Linked DNA regions of Mus musculus: region 2 is linked to region 1. Evidence: chromatin loops called from intact Hi-C (ENCODE). Cell type or tissue: gastrocnemius. All regions are shown on one strand. Links, peaks and the distances in the headings refer to the core of each region. The heading gives the core; the rest is flanking DNA.

What was found. Peaks named below come from ENCODE experiments on the same cell type or tissue, not always from the same donor. Only the 100,000 strongest peaks of a DNase experiment are listed, where the experiment ranks them.
Region 2: a loop joins it to region 1, with 4 times the contacts of the local background. A loop is called at or near these places in 28 of 42 quality-filtered maps.

What each region holds. Positions count from the first base shown.
Region 1 is chr17:46,780,690-46,786,521 of GRCm38, forward strand. It overlaps Rpl7l1 (ribosomal protein L7-like 1), which reads right to left and starts at 1,967. Exons shown (of 7, transcript NM_025433.3): 1 at 1,930-1,967; 2 at 1,094-1,202. The coding sequence starts at 1,943. In gastrocnemius, for the core only: a CTCF peak has its summit at 2,496 (motif pointing right); DNase peaks (open chromatin) are centred at 1,984 and 2,497; H3K4me3 peaks cover 2,063 bases; H3K27ac peaks cover 2,085 bases.
Region 2 is chr17:46,873,335-46,879,166 of GRCm38, forward strand. It overlaps a transcript of Bicral not described here. Among named protein-coding and RNA genes, the nearest start is that of Tbcc, 14 kb to the right of the region's middle. In gastrocnemius, for the core only: a CTCF peak has its summit at 2,506 (motif pointing left); no DNase peak of the experiment used is centred there; H3K4me3 peaks cover 410 bases; H3K27ac peaks cover 1,059 bases.

The DNA of each region.
Region 1 (5,832 bases), core at 384-5,383:
AACTGAGAGATGTAAGAGCAGTCAGTGCTCTTAAGGGCTGAAGAAAAGTTTGTGGTGAGCTCATATGCTGGTAACATTTAATACAGGTGTTTAGGAAACTCAACACTATATTAGGCATCATTAAACAAGAGGATTTTCTTCTCTTTGCGTTCAAAAATCCTGTACATACTGTGTGCAGAATCTACACATTGGTTTTTCGAGACAGGGTTTCTCTGTGTAGCCCTGGCTGACCTGGAACTCACTTTGTAGACCAGGCTGACCTCGAACTCAGAAATCCGCCTGCCTTTGCCTCCCGAGTGCTGGGATTAAAGGTGAGCCACCATGACCAGGAATTTTTTTTTAATTAGATATTTTCTTTATTTACATTTCAAATACTATCCCGAAAGTTCCCTATACCCTCCCCCCAAAGATTTATTTATTATTATATGTAAGTACACTGCAGCTGTCTTTACACACACCTGAAGAGGGAGTCAGATCTCATTATAGGTGGTTGTGAGCTACCATGTGGTTGCTGGGATTTGAACTCAGGACCTTCCGAAGAGCAGTCAGTGCTCTTAAGGGCTGAGCCATCTCTCCAGCCCACACGTGATTCTAAATAAACTTTTAAAATTGTTGGATACTTTTGGTTTGAGACAGGTTCTCTTTATATAGCCAAACTCTCCATTTTCCTGTCTCAACCTTCTAGAATGCTGAAAAGTGTGCCACAGATAGCAATTTAATCGCAGCATTCTAGAGGCCTAAGTAGGCTGATCTGTTAGTTTGAGGCCAGCCTGGTCATACAGTATTCCAGACCATATGTACAGACCCCATCTAAGAAACAAACCAACCCCAACAAAACATTTTTAAAATAATCTATTTTTTTCCCTGCCAAATTTGGTTTTACCACTAAATTTGAATTCAGAAAATGTCTTCACTTTTCCCTTAAAGGCTGGTCTAACATTTTGCTCACAGAAAGATGGTGGGTAAATCTTTGCTAAATGGAGGACTATGAGGGAGAAACCTGTGAGGGATCTGATAACAAATCTAGTTCAACGAACACCGTTTAGTAAAATCCGTCCACTACAAATCCTAACCCCCCCCCTCTCAGAATTACCTCTCTCTTTGCCAAAAGTGCCTGCTTTGCCTGAGTGGCTTTGAGGGCTTGATAAGCCTTCCTCTTTTTCAGAAGATTTTCTGGAACCAAAGGAATTTTTTTTCTTTCCCTGATAAAGGAACAAATTTGACATTAATGAAAATTGCCAAACCAACATTTGGTGGCTTTCCAAACCAATTCGAGATCCTGGTCTTCCCGGGACCTAAAGTTTCTGATGAGTCTTCGCCGTGCTCCTGTAATGCTCACTCGTCCCGAGAGCCTTTAAAAATCAGGAAAAACCTTTGCTCTCTGGGTTCGTTTTGGTCCGTGGAGCTTTAACAACTGTAGGCTATGACCTGTCACTAGCGGCAAGGAAATTCTAGTAAAATCCAGAAAGGGGCTATCACAGATCCATCAAGAAGAGTAATGATTAAGTCGAGCTAGGATGAGGTGGGGGGGGGGGGCACATGAAAGCAGGAGGGGGAATTGGGGGGAAAGAGCTTGGTGGAAGACGCAGGGGAATAAGAGATGATGGGGAGGTGATACGATCAAAATACACTGTACGTGTGTACCAAACTGTGAAAGACATGACAGCCAAGCTGAGCGAACTCAACTCTGGCGCTACGCAGCCACTCGCCCCTCCGAACCTCAGTTCCTCTTCTCGCTGCTTCCAAAGTCGTCCCGATCCCTGGTCGCGGAGCCCTACAGCATCTCAGCCCCCACCTTGACTTCATACTATGGAGCCTTTTTCTTTTCTCTCCACAGCCCACAGCTTCCTTTTGTATCACCAGAGTACAAACAGAAAGGATGGCATCGGATCCTCAAAGCCCCATAGAGAGATCCGAAGACACACTCACCCTTCCTCCGCCATCTTTCCGGTGCTTCAGCTACTGCGCTTGCGCAGCCTCACCGGGCGGGGTAGAGAGGCCCGCCTCGACGTCTCTTGTATCATAGAGACGGACTCTCGCTCCCGCAGGAGGACTCAGGCAGCCTGAGATTCCTTAGCGAATGTGAGCGTCTGGGAAAAGGTCTTGCTAGCCAGGATTCCGGCAAAAAACCCTCCAGTTTTCTTCCCATCCCTTCTAAGGTCTCTAGAGTCTGACACCCGTCTGGATCCAACCCTTTTCAGTTAGGCTGTAGGGTCTCGAACTCGGCCGCTTGTGAACAATTTAAAGGCTTTCCACAATGCATCTGCAGCTTCCGCTACGGCACGGGCTCTACAGAAGTTGGCCGCCTTGCTTAGGTGAGGTTTTTATTCCCGGAGACTTGAAGGACCGACGTGGCACTCACATTTGGTGGGCGGTTATTTGTGGAGGATTTGCGGAAATAAAAATGTGTCACCTACTCTGTGAGCCTTTGAATTCCTCACCTTTCTGCATCTCGGCTTCCTCATCCGTACAATGAATATCTACGGGTTCCCAGTGGCCGCCAGGGGGCTCCTTAAGATTTACAAAGCCTTAGCACAAGTTGGGTAAACAGTGGAGCCAGAAACTAGAAATGCTCCATTTCCATCTCAGAGCCTTCACTTGTTTAAGTTTCTCAGAATTTACTCCCATTGCCACATACTAGCACAGTGCTGTTTTATGCTAGCACAGTGCTGTTTTATGCTCTAGCCTAGGACAACGCCACTATATAACACTAGAAAGGGTCGCCACCCACAGCCTTTATCCTACACCTTTGGCTTATGGGCAGGAGACTTTTCTTATTTTCTGTGTCTCTTCTGCACCTCACTACACCACTTCACTACAGTGGGACTCTGCAAGGAATTGTTGAGTACCCAAGGACTGATACATGATGTTGGAACACACTAAAAAACTAGTCCACTCAACACGCTAATGTCATTACCAGATGAATGTCAAAGGAGATTAAGGGCACGACCTCTTCCGGCCTCCTGCACCAGGCATACCAGGTATTCTAAACTATTCCATGGATTGCGCTAGAACCATGCTTGTTTTTAAGTTTCCTCAAAAATCTCTGTCCGGGGCTGGTGAGATGGCTCAGTGGGTAAAAGCACCCGACTGTTCTTCCGAAGGTCCAGAGTTCAAATCCCAGCAACCACATGGTGGCTCACAACCATCTGTAACAAGATCTGACGCCCTCTTCTGGAGTGTCTGAAGACAGCTACAGTGTACTTACATATAATAATAATAATAATAATAATAATAATAATAATAATAATAATAATAATAAAATATATATATATGTCCCATATTGGGTGAGCCACTTGTCTATGTGACAGAGAAAGAAGAGCAAAATAAAAAATAAAAACAATAGTCCTAGTGGGGACTGTCGCTGCTCATCTCATAATATTTGCTTGTTTTTAAAGATTTATTTATTTATTTATTTATTTTACTTATATGAAAACGCTGTAGCTGTCTTCAGACACACCAGAAGAGGGCCTCAGATCTCTTTACAGATGGTTATGAGCTACCATGTGGTTGGTAGGAATTGAACTCAGGACCTCTGGAAGAGCAGTCAGTGCTCTTAACTGCTGAGCCATCTCACCAGTCCTCATTTTTTTGGTTTTTGGAGACAGGGTTTCTCTGTGTAGCCTTCGCTATCCTGGAACTCACTCTGCACACAGTCTGGCCTCAAACTCAAAGGTCCTCCAACCTCTGCCTCCTGAACACTGAGATTAAAGGTGTTAACCACCACTGCCTGGCTCACCTCTTATTCTTTTGATTTTAATTTAATGCTCTAAAATTTTTGTTAAAGTATAAATGTCATCTTAAAAGTTGGAAGAGCCGGGCGTGGTGGCGCACGCCTTTAATTCCAGCACTTGGGAGGCAGAGGCAGGCGGATTTCTGAGGTCGAGGCCAGCCTGGTCTACAGAGTGAGTTCCAGGACAGCCAGGGCTATACAGAGAAACCCTGTGTCGAAAAACCAAAAAAAAAAAAAAAAAGTTGAAAGATTAGCCGGGCGCGGTGGCGTACGCCTTTAATCCCAGCTCTCGGGAGGCAGAGGCAGGCGGATTTCTGAGTTCGAGGCCAGCCTGGTCTACAAAGTGAGTTACAGGACAGCCAGGGTTACACAGAGAAACCCTGTCTCAAAAAACCAAAAAAAAAAAAAAAAAAAAGTTGGAAGATTGGGCTGGTGAGATGGCTCAGTGCCGACTGCTCTTCCAAAGGTCCTGAGTTCAAATCCCAGCAACCACATGGTGGCTCATAACCATCTGTAACGAAATCTGATGCCCTCTTCTGGAGTGTCTGAAGACAGCTACAGTGTAATTATATATAATAAATAAATATTTTTTAAGAAAAAGTTGGAAGATTGCCGGGCAGTGGTGGCACATGCCTTTAGTCCCAGCACTTGGGAGCCAGAGGCAGGCAGATTTCTGAGTTCAAGGCCAGCCCGTTCTACAGAATGAGTTCCAGGACAGCCATGGGTACACAGAGAAATCCTGTCTTGAAAAACCAAAAAGGGCTGGTGAGATGGCTCAGTGGGTAAGAGCACCCGACTGCTCTTCCGAAGGTCCAAAGTTCAAATCCCAGCAACCACATGGTGGCTCACAACCATCCGTAACGAGATCTGACGCCCTCTTCTGGAGTGTCTGAAGACAGCTACAGTGTACTTACATATAATAAATAAATAAATAAAAATCTTTAAAAAAAAAAAAAAAAAAAAAAAAAGAAAAACCAAAAAAACCAACAACAACAACAAAAAAATTCTAAGATTGAGGCTGGAGAGATGGCTCAACATTTAAGAGCACTGACTGCTCTCCCAGAGGTCCTGAGTTCAAGTCCCAGAACCACATGATGGCTCACAACCATCTGTAATGGGATCCAATGCCCTCTTCTAATGTGTCTGAAGACAGCTGCAGTGTGCTCATATAAATTAAAAAAAAAATTTAAAAAGTAAATTAAAGATCTGATCTTAAAAAAAATTGTAAGATTATTGTGTAACTTTCAGTATCTCAAGATTTATAAGCATATTGGATATGATTAAAAACTGTAACTGGGGCTGGTGAGATGGCTCAGTGGGTAAGAGCACCTGACTGCTCTTCCGAAGGTCCGAAGTTCAAATCCCAGCAACCACATGGTGGCTCACAACCACCCGTAATGAGATATAAATAAATAAATAAATAAATAAATAAACAAATAAATAAATAAATAAATAAATAAATAAGAACCTGTAACTGTGGGCTGGAGAGATGGCTCAGTGGTTAAGAGCACTTCCGAAGGACCTGAGTTCAAATCCCAGCAACCACATGGTGGCTCACAACCATCCGTAATGAGATCTGATGCCCTCTTCTGGTGCATCTGAAGACAGCTACGGTGTACTTAGATATAATAATAAATAAATCTTTAAAAAACAAAACAAAACAAAAAACCTGTAACTGTAAAACCCCAACTCAATACATTTCTTAGACCCCTAGAAACGAAGCCCAGCATGGAGTTGTTTGTTCTTTAGCCTTCAGCCTGAGAGGATGAGCTGTAATTCACCATCCCCATTCTTATGATGTTTACTCAGCTTCCCCATTCTTTGTGGTCTTATCCTCCCCTCACTTTGCAGTTTATTCTGTAAAAACCCTTGACTGCAACTGCTGGGGTAGATCTCCTCTGCCCCTGTGTGGATTACGAGCTTGGCCACAGCATGCTAATTCCCGAATAAACGTCATGCGATATCGCATCAAGAACGGTTTCTCTCAAGTTACTGGGGCATTGGCTCATCCCAGGACTTGAGAGATGGTCTCCCCAAAGCGGGAGTCTTTCATAACAAAGGAGTTAAGACTTGTTGCAACCTGGTTGAGAGTAAAAATC
Region 2 (5,832 bases), core at 594-5,593, 93 kb after region 1:
TCTCATGCCTTGCATTACTTTTTAAAGTTATTTTTTTACTCTTCAATGAAGATAGGGTCTCACTATATAGCCCAGGCTGGTCTTGAACATGTGGCAAGTCCTCCTGCCTCCACTTCCCAAGTGCTGCAATTACAGGCTCAAACTACCACACACAGCAAATTCCAGTTTTGATAATGGAAGCTTGCCCGACAGCCTCTCTCCAGTGCAGGTCAAAGGAATAGGCTCCTGCTGTGGTAAGCCAGTCTCTGCCGGACAGGAGACCAGCTTTATTTGTAGGACTGTGCAGAAACCCCGTGGATTGGGTAAAAAGCTCTTCTGGACCATGCTACTCCTTTTGCACCTTAAATCCTCGCTCTGAGCCAGCCTTTGGTTGGTATCAGCACTGGCTACAGACATTGGGTAAGTATATGCCTATTTTACAAGTTCAGACTGGCCAGGCATGGGGGCACAAGCCTTTGATCCCAGTGCTGGAAGTTCGAGGCCAGCCTGGTCCACAAAGTGAGTTCCAGTACACCTAGGACTATTACAGGGAGAACTCCTCTCTCGTAAAACCAAACAAACAAACAAAATACAAAACAGATTCACACTTTGGTCTTGGAGCACAGATCATTCTCAGGTGATCTCCATTTCATTTCCATTGACCTCTGTTTGGCCCCATTGTTTTTTCCAGGGAACCATGGCAACAGCCTTTCTCAGGCACTGCCGACCCCCCCACTCCCCCCACCCCCAGCTCCAACTCTTTCTCTTCACCTTCCCATCCCGAACCCACCCAAATGCCAGGAACTCTGATGTTCCAGAAACTCCTGGATGCCCACAGGATTCTAGGAAGCAGAGCCTGGCCAGTTCTGTCCCTGTCCCCGTCTCTCGTGACATTCACTTCCTCTGGCGGCTCCCCTGCCTGCCCTTTCCCCTTGCTTCTCTCTTCTTTGTACTTCCAAACAACTTCCTTTTCCTTGATAACACACACCACCTCGAGTGACTCATAATTAGTCATGTCTATCCCTGGACTCCCAGCCTCCAGGAGACGAGGACCAGGCTTTGTCTATTTTTATCCCTTCCCATCTCCCCCGGGGCCAGCTGTGGCATCCTGCGTCAGTACGCTAAGCCACCATTTCTTGACGCTAGGTTCTGTCAAGGCACCTGGCTGGTGCTGGAGGTAGCGGATGCTCTACAAAGGCTGGTGACTGGTCCTCATTAACAGGGCGTCACTCACAAAGTGTTCTCTAGACTTAGGATGTTCAGACAAAGATGTCCTCCCCTGCATGGGTGTGTGCAACTGAGGAAGCACTTAGGCTCATGGGTGGCAGTCTGAGAGAAGCAATGAATGAATCTCTCAACATTACTGTTTTTACCCCTCCCCCAAAAAACGGCGGCAAGGGGAGCACAATGGTTAGGGGGAGAGATGATTGCTCACCAGGCCTACACCAGGCTTGAGTTTGATCCCTGGGACCTACAAGGTGGGAGACAACCTGAGACTTCCACAGTAGTCCTCAGACTTCCACATGCTTGCTCCGATGGTTAAACCCCCACACATACAGCAAATAGATACATAAATGACTGTTTTTAATTGAGTCACGTCTTAGTCTTATATTATCCCAACTAGCATGCTTCTCCTTGTTCCCTCCTCGTATAACTGCTTTAAACACAAATAAAATAAAAACAAACAACAAAAATAGGGGGTCTCACTCTGTAAGCTCAGGCTGGTCTCCAACTCTTTTTTTTTGTTTTTGTTTTCTTTTGTTTTTTGAGACAGGGCTTCTCTGTGTAGCCATGGCTGTCCTGGAACTCACTCTGTAGACCAGGCTAACCTAGAACTCTAAAATCTGCCTGCCTCCGCCTCCCAAGTGCTGGGACTAAAGGCATGCGCCACCACTGCCCAGCTGTAATCCTCCTGCCTCAGCCTCCAAAATACTGGGATTTCAAGTGTGAGCCACCACCTGGCCTAATTGTGGGAAAAGAGAACTCTGAGCGTTCCTCCTCAGGGTCCATGTACCTCGGGTGGGTTTTATTTTGTAACTATACAGGTGTGTGTGAACTTGCTTGAGTGTGTGTGTTTGTATGCATGGATGCCCCAATTGTGTAAGTACTCACAGGTGTGTAGAGGCTAGAGGACACTCTCATGTGTTCTTTCTCATTGGCTCTCTACCTTGCTCTTTAAGATGGGACTTCCCAGAGGCAGGGACTCTGCAGTAGGCTAGGCCAGTCGGCCAGCAAGGTCTAGTCGTGCCTTCCCAGTGCTGGGATTATAAATGTGGATTATAAATATTGGTTCTAAAAAGCAAGCTCACGTCTTCATGCTTGCAATAGCAAACACTCTACTGACTTAGCTCTCCTACTCCAACAGACACTTACAAATAAATAAATGTGATAAAAATTTTAAAACATGAGGGCTGGAGAGAGAGCTCAGAGGTTAAGAGCATTGGCGGCTCTTCCACATGTCTTGAGTTCAATCCCCAGCAACCACATGGTGGCTCACAACCATCTATAATGAGATCTGGCGCCCTCTTCTGGCCTGCAGGTACAGGTGTACATGCACGCAGAAGTCTACATAAATAAATAAAAGTAAAGATCTTTATAAAAAAATTTAAACACAAAAGGAAGTTGTGATGGCTGTTGTTCTCAACTTGACTACACCTGGAATTAACTAAAACCTGAGAGGCTGGGCACCCCTGTGAGGGCTTTTATTTATTTATTTATTTTGGCTTTACGGGTTTCTCTGGGTAGCCCTGGCTGTCCTGGAACTCACTTTGTAGACCAGGCTGGCCTCAAACTCAGAAATCTGCCTGCCTCTGCTTCCCAAGTGCTGGGATTAAAGGCGTGTGCCCGGCGGATTTTTTTTTTTCCCTTACTTAAGCCATCTGAGGTGTGAAGATACATTTTTAATCCGGATCTTTTAAGGTGGGAAACGCCACCCTCAATCTGCACCACCCTTTCAGCTGGCAGCCATTATAAGGGCATGGAAGAAGGAGGCTCTCTCTCTTTGCCTGCTCGCTCTCCCTAGCAAGCCCATTCAGACAGGCATTACAGCCTACATCCTCAGGATTCCAGCTATACCGACTAGCTGAGACATGCACCTTCATGGACTGAATAACTACTGCATTCTTAGACCTTCCACTCATAGGCAACTGCCAGCATTGTGGTCATCTTGACCACAGCCTATAATAAATCCCCACCCTCCTTCCTTCTCTCTAAATATATAGATACTCATATTCATTCCATAACCCTGACAAGCCTGTCTGTCACTCTAGAGAACCCCGGCTAACACAGAACTAACACAGCTAACAGTGTTGGCACTAAAAGTAAAAAACAAGCAACCTGCCCTTACAACATCTGGCTCGGCCTCTTTCTCACCGAACCAATTACTCACTGTGTGCGCATGTGCATGCCTTTGTGTGCTGTGGAGGTCAGAGGGCAACTGCTGGGAACCGGTTCTAGCTCTCGCCTCTCTCTACCTGGCTCTAGGGAATGACATCATGCCACCAAGCTGGAGAGCAAGTTCCCTTCCCCATGAGCAATCTCGCCAGCCTTGTTTCTGCTTCTTAAGGAAAAGAAGATTTGTACACTACACATCTTCCATAGGCTATGCAATGACTTAGCACTGCCTCAAATCAATGCCAGCTCTCTCATGTTCTAAAAATGCAGCAAAGAATCAGATATGGTATGGGAGGCCAAGTCAGGAGGAGTACAAGTTAAAGGACAAGCTGAGCTACACAGAGAGAACCCTGTCTCAAAAACAAAAGACAGAAAAAGGGGTGGATAGGAGACAGCTCAGTCAGTAATGTGCTCACCACACAAACATGAGGGTCTGGGTTCGATCTCCAGCACCCACATATAAAGCCAAGTATGGTAGTGTATGAATGAAGTCTCTGCACTGACAGATGGTCAAGGGATCCCAGGTGCTCACTGGCCGGCCTAATTAATAGGCCTTAGGTCCCAGTGAGACTCTGTTTATAGGAACATGGTACGGGCCTGGAAGACAGCTCAGTAAGCAAAAGCTAGCCAAGCAGGCAGGACCGAGTTTGATCTCCAGGAGCCATGTAGAAAGCCCAGTATGGAGGCAAACATCTATAAACCTAGCGTTCCAACAGAGTTGGGAGGCAGAGGCAGGAGAATTACCTGCAAGTTCAGTTCCTGGGCCAGGTAGGCTTGCAGTACTCGGCAACAGAAAGTTAGAGATCCCGTCTCAATGAGAACTGACTCCTGAAAATTGTCCTCTGACCTCTGCATGAGTGCCCCCCCCCACGCCCCAAGGGAGGGAGGAGGAAAGGGCTGGAGAGATGGCTCTTGCAGAAGACCGAGTTCAGCTCCCAACACCCATGTCAACTCCCTGTAATCAATCATAGCTTCTCCAGGGGCTCCAATGCTCTCATATGCCCTCCACAAGCACTCACACGCGCATGCACACATACACATGATTAAAACATGTGACGGTTTGAATACGCGTGGCACTCTTAGGAGGTGTGGCCTTATGGTGAAGGTGTAGCATTGTTAGAAGAAGTGTGTCACTGTAGGGGTGAAGCTTTGAGGTTCCTATGCTCAGGGTCTTCCCAGTGTGAAAGAGACCCCCCCCCCCCAACCCTCTGGCTGCCTGTGGAAGACAGTCTCCTCCTGGCTGCCTTCGGATAAGATATGTAGAACTCTCAAAACTGCTAGCACCGTGTCTGCCTGCAAGCTGCCATGCTTCCCATCATGAGGATAACGGACGGAACCTCTGAAACTGTAAGCCAGCCCCCAATGAAATGGCCGCTGTTTTAAGAGTTGCTACGGTCATGGTGTTTCTTTGCAGCAATGAAACCCTAAGACAAACCATAAATTCTTAGGGGAGAAATAAATAAAAACAAGGTGGACAGCTCCTGTGGGTTTGAGGCTAGCCTGGTCTACAGAGGGAGTTCTGGGAGCTTCTGAGAGAAACCCTGTCTGAACCGCCCCCTCAAAAAATCCCGTTCGCCCTAAGTTCACTCTACTTCGCAGTTGCTCCTCAGACATAAATGAAGTCTTTGTCACTTGAGTTAGGCTCGTGGCAACGAGTAGGAAAAACACCATGCAATGCTCACTCTCCAAATCCCAACACCACAGAGATGCAGTCAGGAGGACTGCGAGTTCAAGACTATCCTCAGCTACATAGTGACTCTGGAGCCAACCCGGGCCATGTGAGACCCTGTCGCAAACACACAAACATATATGTGAAAGACGTCAGTCATTAATGCTGCTCCTCCGGACAAACCACCATAGAGATGCCTGCAGCTCTGCCTAGACAAGCCAAGAGTTACCAGGCACCACAGACGCTGGGGCCTCCTAGGAAGGAGAAGCCTCAGGCCTGTGGCACACACACATGTGTGTCACTGTCCCTTGAAAAACCTGCAATTTTTAAACCTACACTTCAGCAAGCTTTAGTTACTCTGCAAACTAAGGAAGGGGACAGTCTCTTAGCATGAGTGGGTTCCCCTTGATGGCACACTCAACAGCGCTGCCTTAGCAAATCCTTTACTGACACACAGGCTCGCTCTCATCGTCTCAGAGCGTCTGCACACCACTACATACAAGACCCAACATGGCTGCCTTCAAGGTCCCCCTCCCCTCCCCTCCCCCCTTTTCACCCCTTTTCCCACTTTTCTTCCAGTGCTGTGGCTTAAACAGTGGAAGAAAGAAGAAAGGAAGGAAGGAAGGAAGGAAGGGAGGGAGGGAGGGAGGGAGGGAGGGAGGGAGGGAGGAAAGAAGGAAGGAAGGAAGGAAGATCTGGTCTACTATTAAGCCTTAGACACAGAGTTTTTTCGTATGATAACCTATAAAAAGAAACAGAGAGGGGCAGGGTCTGGGGGACTTTTGGGATAG